3 separate regions of the Homo sapiens genome follow, and all the other regions are linked to region 1. A link is an interaction called in ENCODE POLR2A ChIA-PET data of the cell type or tissue named here. Cell type or tissue: PC-9. All regions are shown on one strand. Links, peaks and the distances in the headings refer to the core of each region. The heading gives the core; the rest is flanking DNA.

Region 1 (7,800 bases), core at 895-5,894:
CGCCCAGGCTGAGTGCAGTGGTGGGATCTCGGCTCACTGCAAGCTCCGCATCCTGGGTTCATGTCATTCTCCTGCCTCAGCCTCCCGAGTAGCTGGGGCTACAGGCACCCACCACCATGCCTGGCTAATTTTTTGTATTTTTAGTAGAGACGGGGTTTCACCGTGTTAGCCAGGATGGTCCCGATCTCCTGACCTCGTGATCCGCCTGCCTCGGCCTCCCAAAGTCCTGGGATTACAGGCCTGAGCCACCATGCCCAGCCTGCAACCTCATTTTAACTTGATAATCTCTGTAAAGACCCTCTCTCCAGCCAACTAAGGGCACCTTCTAAGGTACTCAGGGTTAGAACTTCAACATAAGAGTTTTGGGGGAGTTTTCAGCAATTTAACGCATAACAGATATTTAGCCTCTGTCTTTTCTTGTGCTTATTGGCCAATGTATTTTTCCTTTGGACAAAGGTCTATTCAAATCCTTTGCACATTTTGATTGATTGATTGAGAGAGTCTCACTCTGTTGCCCAGGCTGGAGTGCAGTGGCGTGATCATAGCTCACTGTAACCTTGAACTCCTGGGTTCAAGCAATCCTCCCACCTCAGCCTACCTAGTAGCTGGGACTATAGGTGCAAGCCGCTGTGCCTGGCTATTTGTCTTTTTATTGTTGACCTGTAAGAGTTTATGAGATTTTGCATTTGAGAGAGAATACCAGTGCCTGATCAAAATTGGGCCTGCATTATAAAAGCAAGATCAAAGAGCCCTGGGTGAGAAATGGTGTTTGGCTTCAAGTTCTGGACCTGTTGGTGACCACCTGGGCAACCTTGATTAGTTTCTTGACCTCTTTGCGATTCAGTGTTTTCATCTATTAATACATTTTGTGACTGCGGTGGCAGTTGAGGTGCATTGTAATTCTATAGGAAAGATGCCTGTCCTGTACGTACTGACAGAATTTGGAGACAGGAGGGTCTGAGTAGTGGCCCAAGGTTGCACCTGCCTGCTAGATATGTTGAGGGTCCAGTCACCTCTACTGAGGGCTTCTTTTTTTTTTTTTTTTGAAATGGAGTCTCGCTCTGTTACCTAGGCTGGAGTGCAGTGGTGCAGTCTCGGCTCACTGCAAGCTCCGCCTCCCAGGTTCACGCCATTCTGCCTCAGCCTCCCGAGTAGCTGGGACTACAGGCGCCCGCCACTGTGCCCGGCTAAGTTTTCTTTTTGTATTTTTAGTAGAGACGGGGTTTCACCGTGGTCTCGATCTCCTGACCTCGTGATCCGCCTGCCTCGGCCTCCCAAAGTGCTGAGATTACAGGCGTGAGCCATGTGCCTGGTCCCCTACTGAGGGCTTCTGAGGTGCGCTGACTTTTCCTGACCCTCCTGTTGGTGCTGTGTTTGCATGACTCTTCCCTATTCCTGTCTCTCAGGCTTGAAATTGTCCTGTTTTTTATTACAGATGCCAGAAAAATCCACACTGCCCCTGCCCGAACCATGTTCCTGCTGCGTCCCCTGCCCATTCTGTTGGTGACAGGCGGCGGGTATGCAGGGTACCGGCAGTATGAGAAGTACAGGGAGCGAGAGCTGGAGAAGCTGGGATTGGAGATTCCACCCAAACTTGCTGGTCACTGGGAGGTAGGAATGAGGTGGAACTGCCTTGGGTTCTCGTCCAGCAAACTTTGTCTGTCACTTTTCCAGTTGTTCCAAAGTTGAAATGTTTGAACAAGTCAAATATGCTTTCTTGGAACTCATGTCTCCAGTAGGTTTTGGCCAGATACAGGAGTTATAACTTTGGTGTCAAGTCAAGCTTGTCTTCTGTTGCCAGACCTTACCCTGGTCTCCCCAAGGGTTCTGAGTAGAAATTTCTTGCTGTTGAAGTCTCAGAGTGTATGTCTTGAATTGGTGCTGACATCCTGGCTGTTCTGCTATTCTTGCCCTTGTTAGTCAGAAGAGGGCTGAAACTATTGAGCTTTTGTGATGTGGATTAGTTCTCACCAGGAACCAGACAGAAATAATCAAATTCCTTTGTCATTATTGCTCAAAATGCTTCCTTCCATCATAGTCACACGATAGGGGCAGCCTGCATTGTTACGGAATGCACGATACGTAATGAAACATCTTGTTCATCTGTGCTTCCCATGTCCCAGGATGATTCCTGACTTAGAGGAGACATTCAGTAAATTGTGAAACTGAATATAAAGGTGTAAGTTTAACAATTGCCTTTTTTTTGCAGCCATAATTTAACAAATAAAAAATCTGAAATATCAAAGGACCAGTAATAGGTCTTAATATTCTGGGCAAAAGAGGGGGTGACAGTTGAGGCTTTGTGATATCTGGAATGCAGTGGTGATCCACTCCATTTTGCTAATCCAGATCAGCTGAATCTATTCTAATAGGACATACGGTGACTGGGGCATTAGGATGCTGAAGGCAAGTCTCAACCATGCTCCGCAGTAGCTGTGTGAACTGGGACATGTCACTTTCTGTCTGGTCTTGTGTCTTTAACAGTAAAACAGCAGGTTGGGTTCGAACATGACTCTGAGATTCCATCCAGCTCTAACAGTTTATCTAGGAGTATTTGCTGCCATTGGCATTACATGCTACATTATAGGTTTCCTTCCAAAATCCTTTTTTGGACTTTAATTTTGACCATTTTCTTCCAATAGAATCTAGTATACAGACTTCACTTGATTTCTAACAGTCCTGTAAAACCGTGACTTAGTCAACTGGCCATACAGATCCAGCTATGGGAGTTACCCTAAGAGATACCTGTCTGCTCTTGCCCTGTATGTCCATGTGCCTACCCTTTGGCCTGTTCGTACGCCTTGGGCTTTGTAATAACCTACCTTAAACAAAAAAAAAAGTTTTCCGGTACTATATCACAAATTCCTTTTGGTGAAGGGTAATTATGTAGTAGGTGAGTCACACTTTCAAAGTATGCTGCCCTCTGTTCCCTGTGGCGTTGCTGGTTTCCCCTGTAAACATCATTTTCCATTAGATTAGTAGATTAGTAAAGTACTTGTAAAGTGTAGGTAGCACGTGACTGTGACTGCATGACCCCCCTCAAGTGTTAAACCCAAGCTGACATCTTTCTGACCTTGGGGATTTTTGAGGCTGACTCACCCTGTGATGAGCTTGCATGCTTTCAAGAAATTCCCACACACTTCAAAGGTTTCCCAAAAGAATATAAATTTGGAAGAAACCTGCCACTTCCAAAATCATAAAAGACCAACGCCAGTAGTTTTTTAGTATCTGCTGTTTATGTAATTGGAGTTATTGCCATACATAGTTTCAGACCTGGAAGATGGTTGTAAAGAGGACAGGGTTGATTAACTCATAAGTCCCAGGGCCTGGAAAGTGACAGGACACTGGAGTACAGTGGCCTAATGCAGTGTGAGATCTCAAAGCACCTATTGGTAAAGAACTGGGCTTAAGTTAGATACTCTTCTTGATTGAATAAAATGGTCACAGAACCACTCCTTGATGTTCTTTTTCTTTTTTTGTAGATATGAGGTCTTGCTCTGTTGCCCAGGCTGGTCTCAAACTCCTGGGCTCAAGCGACCCTCCTGCCTCAGCCTCCCAAAGTGCTGGGATTACAGGTGTGAGCCACTGTACCGGCCACTCCTGGATTTTCAAGTGGGACTCCAACACTTCATTTTATGAGGGGGAAATGGTCTGGACTTGGAGTTGACATTGGAGTTTGAGTATCCCTTATCCAAAATGCTTGGGACTGGAAGTGTTTTGGATTTTTTTTTGGATTTTTCAATATTTGTATATATATATATACTGAGATAACTTGGGGATGTGACCCAAGTCTGAACACAAAATTTATTTATTTTATTTTATTTGTTTTGTTTTTCTTTTCTTTTTTTTTTTTTTTAGATGGAGTCTCACTCTGTTGCCCAGGCTGGAAGGCAATGGCGCAATCTTGGCTCACTGCAACCTCCGCCTCCCCGGTTCAAGCGTCTCCCACCTCAGCCTTCCCAGTAGATGGGATTACAGGCACCTGCCGTTATGCCCAGCTAATTTTTATATTTTTGTAGAGACAGGGTTTCACTGGCCGGGCGCGGTGGCTCATGTCTATAATCCCAGCACTTTGGGAGGCTGAGGCGGGTGGATCACCTGAGGTCAGGAGTTCGAGACAAGCCTGGCCAACATGGTGAAACCCCGCCTCTACTAAAACTAAAAAAAAAAAAAGAGACAGGGTTTCACCATGTTGGCCAGGCTGCTCTCGAACTCCTGACCTCAGGTGATCCGCCCACCTCGGCCTCCCAAAGTGTGTGGATTATAGGTGTGCGCCACTGCGCCCGGCCAATTTATTTATTTATTTGAGGCAGGGCCTTGCTCTGTCACCTAGGGCTGGAGTACAGTGGCATGATCACGGCTCACTGCATCCCTGACCTCCTAGGCTCAAGCCATCCTCCCACCTCAGCCTTCTGGAGTAGCTGGGAATATAAGCGTGTACCATCCTACCTGGCTAATTTGTTTGAATTTTTGTGGAAACAGGGGTCTCATTTATGTTTTAGATATACCTTCTACACATAGCCTGCGGGTAACTTTATATAATACTTTAAATAATTTTCTTCATGAAACAAAGTTTTTTTCTTTTTTTTTTGAGACGGAGTCTCACTCTGTCACCCAGGCTGGAATGCAGTGGCATGATCTCGGCTCACTGCAAGCTCCACCCTTGGGTTCAAGCGATTCTCCTGCCTCAGCCTCCCAAGTAGCTGGGATTACAGGTGCCTATTACTGCGCCAGCTAATTTTTGTATTTTTAGTAGAGACAGGGGTTCACCCTCTTGGCCAGGCTGGTCTTGAACTTGTGACCTCATGATCCACCCGCCTCGGCCTCCGAAAGTGCTAGGATTACAGGCGTGAGCCACCATGCCCGGCCAAAACAAAGTTTTGACTGTGACCTGTCACATGACATCAGATGTGGAATTTTCCACTTGTTGGTGTCATGTCAGCACTCAAAAAGTCTCTGATTTTGGATGTTCAGATTAGGGATACTCAACTATATACGTTTTCAGGAATGGCAACAGGTTAAGAAGGGAGAGTGTTGAATGGCTGTCTGGGGCCTGGTCCTAATCCCACCTCTGGTTCCACCTAATCACTGTCATCACAAATGAAAAATGTGAGATTTTCCAAATGTAGCTGATATCAGAATTGTTGGGGAGCTTTAAAAATTATGAATTTGAGGCTGGGCGTGGTGGCTCATGCCTGTAATCCCAGCACTTTGGGAGGCCGAGGCGGGCGGATCACGAGGTCAGGAGATCGAGACCATCCTGGTTAACATGGTGAAACCCCATCTCTACTAAAAATACAAAAAATTAGCCAGGCATGGTGGCGGGCGCCTGTAATCCCAGCTACTTGGGAGGCTGAGGCAGGAGAATGGCGTGAACCCGGGAGGTGGAGGTTGCAGTGAGCTGAGATCATGCCACTGCACTCCAGCCTGGGTGACAGAGTGAAGACTCCATCTCAAAAAAAAAAAAAAGAAAAAATTATGAATTTGAATTCCTTAACTCCTAGAAATCTACAAAGTTTGGGCTAGGTGCAAGATCTGTGTTTTCCAGGAGCCCTGTAGGTGATTCTGATGATAAGCCAGCTTGAAGAACCAAAGGCAGATGAGCCCTACCTAATGTTCCCTTCAGGGCTACAGTTTTTTGTTTTTGTTTTTGTTTTTTTTTTTGAGACGGAGACTCGCCCTGTCACCCAGGCTGGAGTGCAGTGGCGCAATCTCGGCTCACTGCAACCTCTGCCTCTTGGGTTCAAGCCATTCTCCTGCCTCAGCCTCCTGAGTAGCTGGGATTACAAGTGCCCGCCACCAGGCCTGGCTAATTTTTTGTATTTTTAGTAGAGACGGGGTTTCACCGTGTTAACCAGGATAGTCTCGATCTCCTGACTTCGTGATCTGCCTGCCTTGGCCTCCCAAAGTGCTGGGATTACAGGCATGAGCCACCATGCACAGCCACTAATTTTTGTATTTTTTTGTAGAGATGGGGTTTCACCATGTTGCCCAGGGTGGTTTTGAACTCCTTAGCTCAAGTGATTCACCCACCTTGGCCTCCCAAAGTGCTAGAATTACAGGCATGAGCCACTGTGCCGGGCCAGTTTTAGGTTTTTGTTTTGTTTTGTTTTTCAGAGACAGGGTCTTGCTGTGCTAAGGCTGGAGAGTAGTGGTGTGATCATATCTTGCTACAGCCTTGAACTCCTGGGTTCACATGTTTCTTTCACCTTAGCCTTCCCAGTAGTGGACTGTAGGTATGTGCCACTTCGCCAGGGTAGTTTTATATTTAAGTCTTTTATCCATTTTGAATTAATTTTTATTTACGGTATAAGAGAAGAATCCAACGTCATTATTTTGCATGTGGGTATCCAGTTTTCCCAGCATCATTTGTTGAAAAGATTATCCTTTCTCTATTGAATGGTCTTGGCATGCTTGTAGAAATCAGTCTTACTCCCTGTTAAATGACGGAGATGAATATAGCAAACACTATGACAGAATGTTGGAAAACAGGGGACATGATGATTCCCACGCCTTCTTGCCATGTGACTGTGATTGCTTAATCATGCGCTTTGTTTTTTATGCATTCACTTCCTGTCTTTATCTCTATTTTCTTTTTTTTTTTTTTTTGAGATGGCATTTTGCTCTTGTTGCCCAGGCTGGAGTGCAGTGGCACAATCTCTGCTCACTGCAACTTCCGCCTCCCGGGTTCAAGCAATTTTCCTGCTTCAGCCTCCCAAGTAGGTAGGATTACAGGTGTGTGCCACCACGCCTGGCTAATTTAGTATTTTTAGTAGAGACGGGGATGCTCCATGTTGGTCAAGCTGGTCTCGAACTCCCGACCTCAGGTGATCCGCCCGCCTCAGCCTCCCAAAGTGCTGGGATTACAGGTGTGAGCCACCACGCCCGGCTTTTTTTCTTTCTTTTTTTTTTTTTTTGAAACTGAGTCTCGCTCTGTCTCCCAGGCTGGAGTCCAGTGGCGTGATCTTCGCTCACTGCAACCTCTGCCTCCCGGGTTCAAGTGATTCCCCTGCCTCAGTCTCCCAAGCAGCCGGGACTACAGGTGCGCGCACCACCACGCCCAGCTAATTTTTGTATTTTTAGTAGAGATGGGGTTTCACCGTGTTGGCCAGGATGCTCTCAATTTCCTGACCTTGTGATCCACCTGCCTTGGGCCCCCAAAGTGCTGGGATTACAGGTGTGAGCTACCACACCTGTCCTTTTTTCTGTATTTTTAAATTGATTCAGCTGTTTGTTTGTTTTTTGTTTTTCTTTTTTGAGGCAGGCTCTTGCTGTGTTGCCCAGACTGGAGTGCAGTGGCACAGTCACAGCTCACTGTAGCCTTAACCTTCCGAGTTTAAGCAGTCCTCTCACCTCAGCCTCCCAAGTAGCTGGGACATGGTGCACAGGCATGCACCACCACCACACTCAGCTAATTTTTTATTTTTTGTAGAGATGGGGTCTCACTATGTTGCCTAGGCTGGTCTCAAGCGATCCTCCCACCTTGGCCTCCCAAAGTGCTGGGATTCCAGGTGTGAGCCACCCTGGAGCCACTCTTGGCTCTTCCTCAGTGGTGACAGGCGCCCAGGTCCTGAAGTCTCTGGTTGCCACTGAGGCTTTACCACCTCAGTTGATTCTGGTATACTGGTGGTCTTTGCCACCATGAATAATGTTGCAGAGCATACCTTTGCACATAAAGCCTTTTCCTCATGATGAAAGCCTACGTGTAGGATTGCTGCCTGAAAGGGTATGGACACCTTTATGGTTTGTGGCATGCATTTGGCTTCTAAAACAATCGGAGTGTTTCCCCCTTATCCAAGG
Region 2 (7,800 bases), core at 1,946-6,945, 330 kb after region 1:
TTCCCAAAGTATTGGGATTATAGGCGTGGGCCACCACATGCGGCCTGATAGCTCATTTCCTTTTGGCAGTGAATAATATTTCATTGTTTGGATGTACCACAGTATATTCATTTATTTACCTACTGAAGGACATCTTGATTGCTTCCAAGTTTTGGCAATTATGAATAAAGCTGCTGTAAACCTGTGTGTGGAGGTTGTTGTGTGGACTTAAGTTTTCAACTCGTTTGTGAAAATATCAAGGACTGTGATTGCTGAATCACATGGTAAGAGTATGTTTAGTTTTGTAAGAAAATGCCAAACTGTTCTCCAAAATGGCTCTACCATCAATTTTGCATTCCTACCAGCAATGAATGAAAGTTCCTGTTGCTCCACATCCTTGTCAGCATTTGTTGTCTGGATTTTGGCCATTCTGATAAATGCGTAGTAGTATCTAATCGTTGTTTAAATTTGCATTTCTCTGATAACATATGATGTGCAGCATCTTTTCATATGCTTATATGCCATCTGTATATCTTCTTTGGTGAGGTGTTGTTAAGGTCTTTGGTCCATTTTTAAAATGCATTGTTTTATTTTGTTTGTTTATTTATTTAGAGATGGAGTCTCACTCTGTTGCCAGGCTGGAGTGCGGTGGCGTGATCTCGGCTCACTGCAACCTCTGCCTCCTGGGTTCAAGTGATTCTCCTGCCTCAGCCTCCTGAGTAGCTGGGAATACAGGCGTGCGCCACCACGCCCAGCTAGTTTTTGTATTTTTAGTAGAGATGGGGTTTCACCATGTTGGCCAGGATGGTCTCTATGTCTTGACCTCGTGATCCGCCCACCTCGGCCTCCCAAAGTGCTGGGATTACAGGCGTGAGCCACTATGCCTGGCCTATTGTTGAGTTTTAAGAGTGCTTATGCATATTTTGGATAACAGTCCTTTATCAGATGTGTCTTTTGCAAATATTTTCTCCAGTACATGCTTATGCTCATCTTCTCATTCTTTTTTTTTGTTTTTTGAGACGGAGTCTTGCTCTGTCACCTAGGCTGGAGTGCAGTGGCGTGATCTTGGCTCACTACCAGCTCCGCCTCCTGGGTTCACGCCATTCTCCTGCCTCAGCCTCCCAAGTAGCTGGGACTACAGGCGCCTGCCACCACGGCCGGCTAATTTTTGTATTTTTTTTTTTTTAGTAGAGACGGGGTTTCACCATGTTAGCCAGGATGGTCTCGATTTCCTGACCTCGTGATCCGCCCACCTCGGCCTCCCAAAGTGCTGGGATTACAGGCATGAGCCACTGTGCCCAGCCATCATCTTCTCATTCTTGTGACATGGTCTTTCACAGAAGAGAAATTTTTAATTTTAATGAAGTCTAGATTGTCAGTTATTTATTTCATGGATCATGCCTTTGAGTGTTGTACCGAAAAAATAATAACCATATCCAAGGTTTTCTTCTGTTATCCTCTCAGAGTGTAAGGTGTGTGTCTAGATTAATTTTTTGCATGTGGATGTCCAGTTGTTCCAGCACCATTTGTTGAAAAAATTATCTTTGCTCCATTGTACTGCCTTTGCTTCCTTCCACTATATTTATTCCTTCCACTATATTTATGTGGGTCTATTTCTGGCCTCTCCATTCTGTTCAATTGATCTATTTGTCTATCCTTTCACAAATATCACACTGCCTTCATTACTGTAGCTTTATAAGTCTCAAAGTCAGGTAGTGTCAGTCTTCTAACTTCATTCTTCTCCTTCAATTTTGCCTCTCTGTATAAACTTTTAGAATCAATTTGTTGATATCCACAAAATAACTTCTGGGATTTTGATTGGGATTGCTTTGATCTATAGATCAAGTTGGGAAGAACGGACATCTTGACAATATTGAGTCTTCCTATGCATGTACCATGGAATATATCTCCATTTAATTCTTTTTTGATTTTGTTCATCAGAGTTTTGTAGTTTTTTTCATACAGATCTTGTACATATTTTGTTAGGTTTATACAAATTTTGTGGGGTGGTAATATAAATGTGTTTTTTATTTCAAATTCCACTAATTCATTGCTGGTATATAGGTAGACAATTGAGTTTTGTATATTGACCTTATAACCTGAAACATTGATGTAATCACTTATTAGTTCCAGGAGTTTTTCTGTCAATTCTTTCAGATCTTTCCTTTCCCTTCCTTCCCCTTCCCCTCCCCACTTCCCTTTCCTTTTTCCTTTCCTGTCCTGTCCTCCTTTCTTTTTTCTTTTTTAACATCTCCCAAGGCTTCATCATTCATCTTTCAGATTTTCTACAGAGATGGTCATGTCATCTGTGAACAAAGACAGCTTGATTTCCTCCTCCCCAATCTGTATACCTTCTATTTCCTTTTCTTGTCTTATTACATTAGCTAGGACTTCCAGTACAATGTTGAAAAGAAGTGATGAGAGGGCACACCGTTGCCTTGTTCCTGATCTTAGTGAGAAAGCTTCTGGTTTCTCACTATTAAGTATGTTAGCTGTAGGTTTTGTAGGTATTCTTTATCAAGCTGACGAAGTTTACTGAGAGTTTTATCATGAGTGGGCATTGGACTTTTTTTTTTGGAGACAGGGTCTTGCCCTGTTGCCCAGGCTGGAGTGTACTGGTGTGATCATGGCTCACTGCCATCACCATCTCCTGGGCTCAAGTGATCTTCCCACCTCAGCCTCCCAAGTAGCTGGGACTATAGGCATGTGCCACCATACTTGACTAATTAAAAAAAAAACTTTTGTAGAGATGAGGTCTCACTATGTTTCCTAGGCTGGTCTTGAACTCCTGGGCTCAAGCAATCCTCCTGCCTTGGCCTTCCATAATGCTGGGATTACAGGCATGAGCTGCTGTGCCTACCCCAAACATTTCTTTACCATGACCATTTCACAGCTATACTTACCTAAGTCTAATGGTAATATTCATGCCCTGGGGTTCTTCTGGATTCATTTCCCTTCCTTGTGTATTGGGGAAAGTCACGTGCTTACCCCTTTGTTCTGAAGTAAAACAAATGCCCATTTTCTACGTTCAACTTTAAGTGGAATTATGCTGGTGCTTGGGGCTTGGGATTGGAGAGAAGAGGAGGGGATCTGCCCTTGGTGTCTTGACATCATTAACCCTTTTCCTGATGCCCTCAGCTGGCTGGAGTCTGGAGAGATTCATTTGGCCACAGTCCACTTTCTGGGAAGTTTTGTGGAAAGGACAAGTAAATATAAACAACTGAGAAATGTGATCTAGAGGGTAGGTAGGTGTGAGGAATTCTTTTTTCTTTTTTTTTTTTCCAACTTTTAAGTTCAGGGGTACATATGCAGGATTACATAGAAAAACGTGTGCCATGGTGGTTTGCTGCACAGATTATCCCATCACGTAGGTATTAAGCCCAGCATCCATTAGCTGTTCTTCCTGATGCTCTCCTTCCTCCCCCGCCACACCGTCCAACAGGCCCCAGTGTGTGTTGTTCCCCTCTGTGTGTCCATGTGTTCTCATCATTCAGTTGCCACTTATAAGTGAGAACATGTAGTGTTTGTTTTTCTGTTCTTGCATTAATTTGCTGAGGATAATGGCTTCCAGCTCCATCAATGTCCCTGCAAAGGACATGATCTCATTCCTTTTTATGACTGCATAGTATTCCATGATGTATATGTACCACATTTTCTTTATCAAGTCTATCACTGATGGGAATTTAGGTTGGTTCCATGTCTTTGCTACTGTGAATAGTGCTGCAATGAAATGAAAGATACATGTATGCATGTATCTTTATAATAGAATGATTTCTATTCTTTTGGATATATACTCAGTAATGGCATTGCTGGGTCAAATGGTATTTCTGCTTCTAGGTCTTTGAGGAATCGCCACACTGTCTTCCACAATGGTTGAACTAATTTACACTCCCACCAACAGTGTAAAAGTGTTCTTTTTTCTCTACAACCTCACCAGCATCTGTTATTTTTTGACTTCTTAATAATAGCCATTCTGACTGGTATGAGAGGTGTGGGGAATTTATTGTTTTTACAGAGGGTGGAGAAGGAAGGCCCTGGCAGAAGCTCCACCCAGAGCTCCACAGAGTTGTTAATGGTCTTAAGAACTGGGAGATAGTACGGTCATGTAGCCAACGCAGGACTGTGAACTCTGGGGATGCTCCCATCTACATTCACCACCATTCTTACCAAAATAAAACAAACACTGTAGGTACTATGCCTGCATGGTGACTATGTCTGACCCCAGACTGCTTTGTCTTAGAAAAGGAGCCCATCTCCATTCTCAAGATAGGGTCTGATCCTCACATAATGACCAGCTCACTTATGGGCTCGTGTGGTCACGATTCTCATGGTCTACAGTGCTGCAGACCAGGAAGCTGTAGCCCCAATCCCTGCTCTCCTGATTTTGGCTGGCAGTGGGCCACCTTCCTTGCCCTTTACACAGAAAGCTGCACTTCCCAGAACTGTTTTCAACAAGCTGCTTTCCTCCTCCTCAAACCTGCCTGGACTGGTCAGGGCACTCTACCAACAATGCTTTGTTTTCCCTTCCCAAACTTGGCTCTGGCTCCAATCCTATCAGGGCACTTGTACGCAACTGCCCAGGAGCGACCAGCAGGGGGAGCCAGAAAAATTTAGATTTTTCAGCTAGACAAAAGAGGTCCAGGATAAAAGTTGTTTCTCAAGGCCCAGGTAATTTTCTCCTCATTTAAGTTACAGAGAACCGGCTGGGTGTGGTGGCTCACACTTTTAATCTCAGCACTTTGGGAGGCCAAGTTGGGCAGATCACTTGAGGCCAGGAGTTTGAGACCCGCCTGGGCAACACAGTGAAACCCTGTCTCTACAAAAAATACAAAAATTAGCCAAGCATGGTGGTATGCGCCTGTAGACCCAGCTACTCCAGAGGCTGAGGTACAAAAACCACTTGAACCCTGGAGGTGGAGGTTGCAGTGAGCCGAAGTCACACCACTGCACTCCAGCCTGGGTGACAGAGCAAGACCTTGTCTCAAAAAAAATCTATATCTATATCTGCATCTGTATCTGTATCTATATCTGCATCTGTATCTGTATCTGTATCTATCTATCTACCTACCTACCTACCTACCTATCTAGAGAGAACCAACCTACCTACCTACCTACCTACCTACCTATCTAGAGAGAACCAACCTACCTACCTACCTACCTACCTACCTACCTATCTAGAGAGAACCAAGTGTATTGTTAAAACAACTGCTGATTCTGAGGTTCAGATGAGCGGAAACCCAAATGGAGTTCATCCATTTAGTCATCAACAACTTTTTTTTTTTTTTTTTTGAGACAGAGTCTCGCTCTCTCACCCAGGCTGGGGTGTAGTGGTGCGATCTTGGCACACTGCAACCTCCGCCTCCCAGGTTCAAGCAATTCTCTGCCTCAGTCTCCTGAGTAGCTGGGATTTACAGGGGCCTACCACCACGCCTGGCTAATTTTTTTTTTTTTTTTTTTTGAGATGGAGTCTCACTCTGTCACCCAGGCTGGAGTGCAGGGGCGCAATCTCGGCTCACTGCAAGCTCTGCCCCCCGGGTTCACGCCATTCTCCTGCCTCAGCCTCCCAAGCAGCTGGGACCACAGGCGCCCACCACCACGCCCAGCTAATTTTTTGTATTTTTTAGTAGAGACGGGGTTTCACTGTGTTAGCCGGGACGGTCTCGATCTCCTGACCTTGTGATCCACCCGCCTCGGCCTCCCAAAGTGCTGGGATTACAGGCGTGAGCCACCGCACCTGGCCTGATTTTTGTATTTTTAGTAGAGATGGGGTTTCACCATCTTGGCCAGGCTAGTCTTGAACTCCTGACCTCGTGATCCATCTGCCTTGGCATCAACAACTATTTATTAAGTACCTACTATGCACCAGGTTAGACACTGTATGTAGAATAATTAAGAAGACTGCTAAAGTCCCTAACTTCATACATTATAGAGATGAACTAAGAGAGCTGGTGAGTGGAGGTCCAAGTCACTTTGACTTGAGTAAAGTGAAAATGTGTGGCAGGTTCATGGGACTCTGAAATGGGAGAGACAAAAGAGAGTTTAAGGCTGGAAAACACTGTGATTCTATCAATACAAACAAAACAAAACAAAACAAAACTCTCTCTCAGAGAAAGAATACTGTACACAATAAGACTGCTAAAAGAAGTCAAAATTAGAGCACACACCCCAGTATCTAAGCGAAACAGCATCAAGAACAAGTAGAAAATGAAAACTTGAATAATATACTGACTTTGTTTCAAAATAATCTAGTGGTAAGAGGGAGTGAGTGGGGGTGGGTATGAAAGAAGACTGGGTATGTGTTGATGATTCCACAAACTGGGTGACAGGTATTTGGTGATTTATTATATTACTTTCTTTACTTTTGTGCATGTTTTTAAATTTCCATAGGGAAAGCTAATATATATCTCTTTCTCAACAACTTAGTCAATAACCACTGTAGCCAAGTTTCACACAGGACACCCTATTTGCTATGGGAGAAAACTGAGCAGATTTGCCCATGCAAAATTCCTAAAGAGTTCAGAACACACCAAAGCTGTGGATGTTTTCTCTCCCGTCCCCTTCTCTCAGATATGTTGCTAGAGCTTATGGTCCTGATCCTTTAGATAGGGGTACAATGGCTATAAGTTATTTCATAGGGGCTCCTTATCTATGTTATTCATGAGGGCAGGGACTGTGCCTATTTCATATTTGAATCCTGGAATGTAGCCAGGATTCAATAAAAATTTATTGAATGCACATCAAATATGTTATAATTATTTAAAAGGTCTGTACAGAAAATATGAGTTGGGTTATGACTCAAGGTTCTTTAAAATATATATTCACTGTACTTCTACACACCCATTAGGATGGCTATTATCAAAACATAAGAGTTGGTGAGGATGTGGAGAAATTGGAACCTTTATGCACTGTTGGTAGCAATGTAAAATAGTACCACTACTGGAAAATGGTATGGTGGTTTCTAAAAAAATTAAAATTCAAATTATCATATGATCCAGCCATTCTAGTTCTGGTATATACTCAAAGGAATTGAAAACAGGGTCTCAAAGAGGTATTTGTCTACCCATATTCACAGCAACATTATTCACAATAGCCAAAAGGTAGAAACAACCCAAGTGTCCATCAGTGGGTGAATGGATAAACAAAAGATGGTATACAATGACATATTATTAGCTTTAAAAGGAAGGAAAGGGCCAGGCACAGTGGCTCATGCCTGTAATCCCAGCACTTTGAGAGGCCGAGGTGGGTGGATCACAAGGTCAGGAGATGGAGATCATCCTGGCTAACACGGTGAAACCCCGTCTCTACTAAAAATACAAAAAAAATTAGCCAGGCGTGGTGGCGGGCACCTGTAGTCCCTGCTACTCGGGAGGCTGAGGCATGAGAATCGCTTGAACCTCCCCGGGAGGCGGAGCTTGCAGTAAGCCGAGATCGCACCACTGCACTCCATCCTGGGCGACAGAGTGAGACTCCCTCTCAAAAAAAAAAAAAAAAAAAAAAAGGACGGAAAGGCTGAGTGCAGTGGCTCAAGCCTGTAATCCCAGCACTTTGGGATGCAGAGGTGACCAGACTGCTTGAGCTCAGGAGTTCAAGACCAGCCTGGGCAACATGGCGAGGCCCCACCTCTACTAAAAATACAAAAAAATAGCCGGACGTGGGCTGGGCGCAGTGGCTCAGGCCTGTAATCCCAGCACTTTGGGGGGCTGAGGCAGGCGGATCACTAGGTGAGGAGTTTGAGAACAGCCCGGCCAACATGATGAAACCCCGTCTCTACCAAAAATATAAAAAATTAGCCGGGTGTGGTGGCACACCCCTGTAATCCCA
Region 3 (7,800 bases), core at 1,282-6,281, 150 kb before region 1:
TCAGGTGATCCCGCTGCCTAAGCCTCCGAAAGTGCTGGTATTACAGGTGTCAGCCACTGCAGCCAGCCTATTTATTTAAAAAAAAAAAAAAGAATTTTTTTTTGAGATAGTGTCTTTTTCTATCAACCAGGTTGGAGTGCAGCGGCGTGATCTCTGCTCGCCACAACCTCCACCTCCCAGGTTCAAGTGATTCTCCTGTCTCAGCCTCCTGAGTAGCTGAGATTACAGGTGTGCGCCACCATGCTGGCTAATTTTTGTATTTTTAGTAGAGACAGGGTTTCACCATGTTGCCCAGGCTGGTCTTGAACTCCTGACCTCAAGTGATCTGTCCGCCTCAACCTCCCAAAGTGCTGGGATTATGGGTGTGAGCCACCATACCTGGCTATTTTTGTAATTTTTTTTAAAGTAGATTTTAATTTTTTAAAATTTTTATTTTAATTCTTATTTTTTAAGTAGATTTTTAAAATATTACCTAGAAGCAGTTGAGGGATGGGGTGGAAAATAATAACACAGTTCGAGTAAGTCAAAGAACCCAAGGAAGATCCTTCCAGTTCCTGACCATGAGAAGCAAATGACTACCAAATTAACTGGCCAACAGAAGACCCAAGAGCTAAATGTTGGTCATTACAACCATCCAATGAGAAGCTATTGCTTTAAATTAATTTTGGGGGTAGGTGAGTGGGGGCATCATCACCTAGGTCTGGGTCTGCAGGCATTCATAAAGAGACATGCATAGCTGTCAGAGGCCTTTGAACCAGAGCAACTCCATCTTGAATAGGGGCTGGGTAAAATGAGGCTCACACCTGCTAGTCTGCATTCCTAGGAGGTTAGACATTCTTAGTCACAGGGTGTTTACAGTTAAGGGAACAGGATAATAATGTTTCTCCAACAGACTCAGGACTTAATAGACCCAGGAAATGCCCTGATGTCCCAATATCTTAAAAACAAAAGCATTCTTAGTTTAGGAGTAAGTTTTGCAGCCAGGTGCAGTGGCTCACACCAGAAATCCCAGCACTTTGGGAGGCCAAGGTGGGCGGATCACGAGGTCAGGAGATCGAGACCATCCTGACCAACATGGTACAACCCTGTCTCTACTAAAAACACAAAAATTAGCTGGGTGTGGTGGCACGTGCCTGTGATCCCAGCTACTTGGGAGGCTGAGGCAGGAGAATCGCTTGAACCTGGGAGTTGCACTGAGCAGGGAGATCATGCCATTGCACTCTAGCCTAGCGACAGAGTAAGACTCTGTCTCAAAAAAAAAAAAAAAAAAAAAAAAAAAGGCCGGGCATGGTGGCTCATGCCTGTAATCCCAACACTTTGGGAGGCCAAGGTAGGTGGATCACGAGGTCAGGAGCTCGAGACCAGCCTGGCCAATACGGTGAAACCTCATCTCTACTAAAAACACAAAAATTAGCCGGGCATGGTGGTGCACACCTGTAGTCCCAGCTGCTCAGGAGGCTGAGGGCTACTCAGGAGGCTGAGGCAGGAGAATCACTTGAACCTGGGAGGCGGAGGTTGCAGTGAGTCAAGATTGCACCACTACATTCCAGCCTGGATGACAAAGCGACACTCCATCCCAGAAAAAAAAAAAAAAAAATAGCATTAAGAGAAATACCTAATGCAGATGATGGGTTGATAGGTGCAGCAAACCACCATGGCACACGTATATCTATGTAACAAACCTGCACATTCTGCACGTGTATCCCAGAATTTAAAGTATATTTAAAAAAAAAAAAGGCCAGGTGCTGTGGCTCATGCCTATAATCCCAACACTTTGGGAGGCTGAGGCAGGTGGATCATGAGGTCAGGAGATCGAGACCATGCTGGCCAACATGGTGAAACCCCGTGTCTCCTAAAAATATACAAAATTAGCTGGGCGTGGTGATGCGCACCTGTAATCCCAGATACTCAGGAGGCTGAGGCAGGAGAATCGCCTGAACCCAGGAGTGGGAGGTTTCAGTGAGCCAAGATCGCATCACTGCACTCCAGCCTGGCGACAGAGCAAGACTCCATCTCAAAAAAAAAAAAAAAAAGTAAGTTTGCTTTAAAGATAATAATATAGATTCTTGAGAAAGACAGCAGTTACACAAAGATGAACAATCCTTTGTCATGAGTGCTTGCGGCAGAGCATCTCTCCCCCATGACTTTTTGCTTTGTTATATATAAACAACCACTGTACCTAAGGTGGACGTGTTCCTCCTCTTGCTTTCGGGAATGCCCTGCTCTTTCTATGGAGTAGCTATTCTTTTATTCCTTTACTTTCTTAATATACTTGCTTTCACTTTATTCTGTGGACTGGTCCTGAATTCTTTCTTCTGCAAGATCCAAGAACCTTCTCTTAGGGTCTGGATCAGGACACCTTTCCGGTAACATAGCCATGTGGTAGGCAAGATGCTGGCTCATGGCCGGCATCCTTACTCACCATTGAATGACAGATTGATGGCCTCCAGGTAGTTTCCTTGTGCTGAGGTAGAATTATCTCCTTGAGGAAAGCCCTCTGAAGCAAAATATGCAAGAGAAAGAAAAACATCTCATGAAACATGAACTTTTTTTTTTAATTTTAAACGAAGCCTTGCTGTGTCACCCAGGCTGGAGTGGAGCAGCACAATCTTGGCTCACTGCAACCTCCACCTCCCAGGTTCAAGTGATTCTCCTGCCTCAGCCTCCCGAGTAGCTGGGACTACAGGCGCACGCCACCACACAAGGCTAATTTTTGTATTTTTAGTAGAGACAGGGTTTCACCATATTGGTCAGGCTGGTCTTGAACTCCTGACCTCGTGATCCGCCTGCCTTGTGCTGGGATTACAGGCATGAGACATCACACCTGGCTGAAAGATGAACTCTTAAATAAGTGGCAGCTGAGCATGGTGGCTCATGCCTGTAATCCCAGCACTTTGGAAGGTGGAGGCAGGAAGATCGCTTAAGACGAGGAGTTTGAAACAAGCCTGGTCAACACAGCGAGACTCTTGTCTCTACAAAAAAATGAAAAAATTATCTGGGCATGGTAGTGCATGCCTGTCGTCCTAGCTACCCGGGAGGCTGAGGCAGGAGGATTGCTTGAGCCCCAGTGGTTTAAAGTTACAGTATAATTGCTCCACTCCAGTCCAGCCTGGGTGACAGAGTGAGACTCTGTCTCAAAAAAAAAAAAAAGGAAGGCATCTGGCTCCACAAGGCCTCACTCCCTGTATTAGGGACACTGTTGAACTTACGGCATACGAAATGTACAATTGGATCCAACTGGAAACAGAACCCTGACCAAAAGCAGAAACTACACACGGCAATGGGAGAGAAACAAGCACACATCTCTTCTCTGTCTCCCAGACCCCTCCTACACTTCCTTTCCCCGCCGCACCATCTATTACATGAATGCAGTACCTGCCTGTTCCAGTCGCACCAACACTGGATACTGGATGAAGAGTTTTTTAATGGTTACGAGAAGTGAAGTCCATTCTTCTCTTCTCTCATTCTGCACCACCACTCTGAAAAGAGTATTATCATAAAATGGATATTGAGCAGCTGATATGGTTTGGCTCTGTGTCCCCTCCCAAATTTCATCTCAAATTGTAATACCCATGTGTCGAGGGAGGAACCTGGTGGGAGGTGACTGGATCATGGGGGTGGTTTCCTCCATGCTGTTCTTGTGATAGTGAGGGAGTTCTCACGATATCTGATGGTTTAAAAGGGGCAGTTTCCCCTGAGCTCGCTCTTTCTCCTGCTTCACCATGGTAAGACATGCCTTGCTTCCCCTTCGCCTTCCACCAGGATTGTAAGTTTCCAGAGGCCTCCTGAGCCATGCAGAACCATGAGTCAATTAAACCTTTTTTCTTTATAAATTACCCAGTCTTGGGTATGTCTTTACAGCAGTGAGAAAATGGACTAATACAGCAACTTTACATACAGAACATCAGGTTCTTTACAAGGTTTCAAAAAGAGTGTAATTGGAGTACAGTGAGCTGAGATAACCCCACTGCACTCCAGCCTTGGTGACAGAGCAAGACTCTGTCTCAAAAAAAAAAAAGATTCAGTGAGCTTGTTTTTCTTCCAATCCAATTGGGAAAGAAGCATTAAAAAAAAAAAAAAAAGAGGCTGGGCATGGTAGCTCATACTTGTAATTCCAGTACTTTGGGAGGCCCAGGCAGGTGGATAAGGTGGTCAGGAGTTCAAGACCAGCCTGGCCAACACGGTGAAACCCCATCTCTACTAAAAATACAAAAATTAGCTGGGTGTGGTGGCAGGCACCTGTAATCCCAGCTACTTGGAAGGCTGAGGCAGGAGAATTGCTTGAACCCAGGAGGCGGAGGTTTCAGTGAGCCGAGATCGAGCCACTGCACTCCAGCCTGGGAGAAAGAGCGAGACTCCATCTCAAAAAAAAAAAGAGCACTCACTGTTGGTGAGAACACAGAAATTGCTGCTAGGAAAACAAGATCTTCTACTTTAATGGTTTTGGAGCATACACTGGCTGTACAAATAGAAAGCCTTGAAAACACAGACTATCCTTTGACCTAATGGCTCCATTTCTGGCAATTTATCATAAAAACTAAGGATATGCTTAAAAACCTATCTGTAAAAATGTTCACTGGCAATACTGTTGAGAATAGTGAAAAGCTGGAAGTCACCTCAATTTTCAACAATAGTAACCCAATGTAATTTCTATGTAGAAATAAAAAATGATACAGTGGGCCAGGCAGTGGCTAACGCCTGTAATCCCAGCACTCTGGGAGGCCTAAGCAGGCAGATCATGAGGTCAGGAGATAGAGACCATTCTGGCTAACACGGTGAAACCCTGTCTCCACTAAAAAATACAAAAAAAATTAGCCGGGTGTGGTGGCAGGCACCTGTAGTCCCAGATACTCAGGAGGCTGAGGCAGGAGAATGGCGTGAACCTGGGAGGCAGAGCTTGCAGTGAGCCAAGATCCCACCACTGCACTCCAGCCTGGGCGACAGAGCGAGACTTCGCCTCAAAAAAAAAAAAAAAAAAAGATACTGTGGAGCAGTGTGTTTAACATGGATTGGCATTTGTGATACAGTAAATAGAAAATGAAGGTTTATGGCCGGGCACAGTGGCTCACGCCTGTAATCCCAGCACTTGGAGAGGCCAAGGTGGGGGGATCACCTGAGGTCGGGAGTTTGAGATCAGACTGACCAATATGGAGAAACCCCATCTCTACTAAAAATACAAAATCAGCCAGGTGTGGTGGCACATGCCTGTAATCCCAGCTACTCGAGAGGCTGAGGCAAGAGAATCGCTTGCATCCGGGAGGCGGAGGTTGCAGTGAGCTGAGATCGTGTCATTGCACTCCAGACTGGGCAACAAGAGCGAAACTCCGACTCAAAAAAAAAAAAAGGAAATGAAAGAAAATGAAGGTTTAAAACATATAAAAAGAGAACCATATGGGTCAGGCGTGGTGGCTCATGCCAGCATTTTGGGAGGCCAAGGCAGGCGGATCACCTGAGGTCAGGAGTTCGAGACCAGCCTGGCCAACATGGTGAAACCCTGTCTCTACTAAAAATACAAAAATTAACCAGGCATGGTGGCGGGTGCCTGTCACACCAGCTACTCAGGAGGCTGAGGCAGGAGAATTGCTTGAACCTGGAAGGCGGAGTTTGCAGTGAGTTGAGATTGCACCACTGCACTCCAGCCTGGGTGACAGTGAGACACTGTCTCAAAAAGAAATAAAAACAATAAAACATGTAAAAAAATCACATGGAGGCCCAGCGCAGTGGCTCATGCCTGTAATCCCAGCACTTTAGGTGGCTGAGGGCGGTGGATCACCTGAGGTCAGGAGTTCAAGACCAGCCTGGCCAAGATGGTGAAACCCCGTCTCTACTAAAAATAAAAAAATTAGCCAGGTGTGATGGCAGATGCCTGCAATCCCAGCTACTCCGGAGGCTGAGGCAGGGAATTGCTTGTACTAGGGAGGCGGAAGTTGCAGTGAGCTGAGATCACGCTAGTGCACTCCAGCCTGGGCAACAGAGTGATACTCCATCTCAAAAAAAAAAAAAAAAAAAAAAATCACATGGAATGTGTGATCACATCTCTATGAAAACTAATTTTTCTCCTAAATACAGATAATAGGGGTTGATTCACCAAAGTAATGAAGACTATATTTGGTAGATGGAATTGAGTGTGCTTTGAATTCCTCTCTACTAAACTATACTGGTGTGCTTTTGTTGTTGTTGTTTTGTTTTTTTTGAGACAGGGTCTCACTATGTCACCCAGGCTAAAGTGCAGTGGCATGATCTTGGCTCACTGCAGCCTCAACTTCCCAGGCTCAAGTGATCCTCCCACCTCAGCCTCCCAAATAGCTGAAACTACAGGCGCGCACCACTGCACCCAGCTAAGTTATGGTATTTTTTTGTAGAGACAGGGTTTTCCATGGTGCACTGGCTGGTTTCAAACTCCTGAGCTCAGGCAATGTGCCTGGCTTGGCCTCTCAAAGTGCTGGGATTATAGGTATCAGCCACCACGCCTGGCCTATTTTGTGATTTTCCTAAAATGAACCTGTATTGTTTTTGCAGTAAGAAAAAGATAACCAGTTTCTCTCAATCTAAAAAACGTTGAGGATGACTTTTTAATGACATAAACTTTCATATATTAAAAATATATAGTCATATACACCTATAAATCTACATTCATAATTCATATATTCATATTCATGCTTTATATAGTATTTTGTATAACTGATCATGCTCAAATTAATTCATATTCATTATACAGATAAAACTGCATATACTGTTAAGTCAGAAGAGCTCTCATGGTTCCTGGAATTCACTGAATTAGAGGAATGCAGAATTCATCTGCATAAGGGGATGAGTGGAGGTGTCAGTACAGCAGATGGCCCATCACTCTCATAAAATTCTCCTAGGGGTACAGGATCCAACAAAAGATCAACAAATAATTTAAAGTATAATCTGTATGAGGTTGAGGAATACAGTGGTCAAAAAGCATCGACTCTGAACTAGATTGACTGTGTCAGGTCCATGCTCCACCACTTAATATTGTGTGGACTTTGGATAAGTTACTGAAACTCTGTGTCCAAATTTCCACATCTGTAAAATGGGGTAACAGTATCTATCCCACAGGGATGCTGTGATATTTAAATAAATCAAGTCATGTAAAGTGCTTAGAAGAGTAACCCATTCATGCTAAGTCCCGTAAAAACAGTAACTATTACTATCTGATAATCATCTCAATTAGATAGTGGTGTCAGCCAGGCATGGTGGCTCCCGCCTGTAATCCCAGCATTTTGGGAGGCCGAGGTGGGTGGATCAGCTGAGGTCAGGATTTGAGACCAGGCTGGCCAACATGGCGAACCCCATCTCTACTAAAAATACAAAAAAATTAGCCAGGCGTGGTCACGGGCGCCTGTAGTCCCAGCTACTCGGGAGGCTGAGAAACGAGAATCCCTTGAACCTGGGAGGCGGAGTTTGCAGTCAGCTTACATGACCACTGCACTCCAGCCTGGGCGAGAGAGTGAAATTGTGTCTCAAAAAATAATAATAATAATAATAACGTTAAACATGATCATGATATTGTGGTCAGATATAAAAATGCCTTTTTTGAATATGTATAGAAATAAAATATTACAATATTGATAATTTACTTAGTCAATGGCACTGAAAAAAACAGATGAATCAAATATGACAAAATAATAACTGTTAAATTCAGGTATTGGGTATACGGGCTCATTATATTATTTGCTCTTCTTCTCTGAATGTTGAAATTTTTCACAATAAAACATTTAGAAGGTCTAAATGCAACATGATATCTTGGAGACGGCAAGTACGAGTGCTAAAATC

Evidence for each region. ChIA-PET counts read pairs that join two places held together with the same protein. Peaks named below come from ENCODE experiments on the same cell type or tissue, not always from the same donor. Only the 100,000 strongest peaks of a DNase experiment are listed, where the experiment ranks them.
Region 2: POLR2A ChIA-PET joins it to region 1 with 6 read pairs; 1 of 35 experiments calls an interaction of 5 or more read pairs at or near these places.
Region 3: POLR2A ChIA-PET joins it to region 1 with 5 read pairs; 2 of 35 experiments call an interaction of 5 or more read pairs at or near these places.

Annotation. Positions count from the first base shown.
Region 1 is chr22:31,641,912-31,649,711 of GRCh38, reverse strand. It overlaps PISD (phosphatidylserine decarboxylase), which reads left to right. Exons shown (of 8, transcript NM_001326411.2): 3 at 1,436-1,611. Among named protein-coding and RNA genes, the nearest start is that of PISD, 16 kb to the left of the region's middle. RefSeq lists enhancers at 2,994-3,103, 3,114-3,163, 2,177-3,376. In PC-9, for the core only: no CTCF peak of the experiment used is centred there; DNase peaks (open chromatin) are centred at 1,991 and 2,911; H3K27ac peaks cover 3,179 bases.
Region 2 is chr22:31,310,228-31,318,027 of GRCh38, reverse strand. No RefSeq gene overlaps it. Among named protein-coding and RNA genes, the nearest start is that of PIK3IP1-DT, 21 kb to the left of the region's middle. In PC-9, for the core only: a CTCF peak has its summit at 4,581 (motif pointing right); a DNase peak (open chromatin) is centred at 4,467; H3K27ac peaks cover 760 bases.
Region 3 is chr22:31,793,279-31,801,078 of GRCh38, reverse strand. It overlaps DEPDC5 (DEP domain containing 5, GATOR1 subcomplex subunit), which reads right to left. Exons shown (of 43, transcript NM_001242896.3): 13 at 3,376-3,479; 14 at 2,423-2,497. Among named protein-coding and RNA genes, the nearest start is that of DEPDC5, 43 kb to the right of the region's middle. In PC-9, for the core only: no CTCF peak of the experiment used is centred there; a DNase peak (open chromatin) is centred at 1,558; H3K27ac peaks cover 1,283 bases.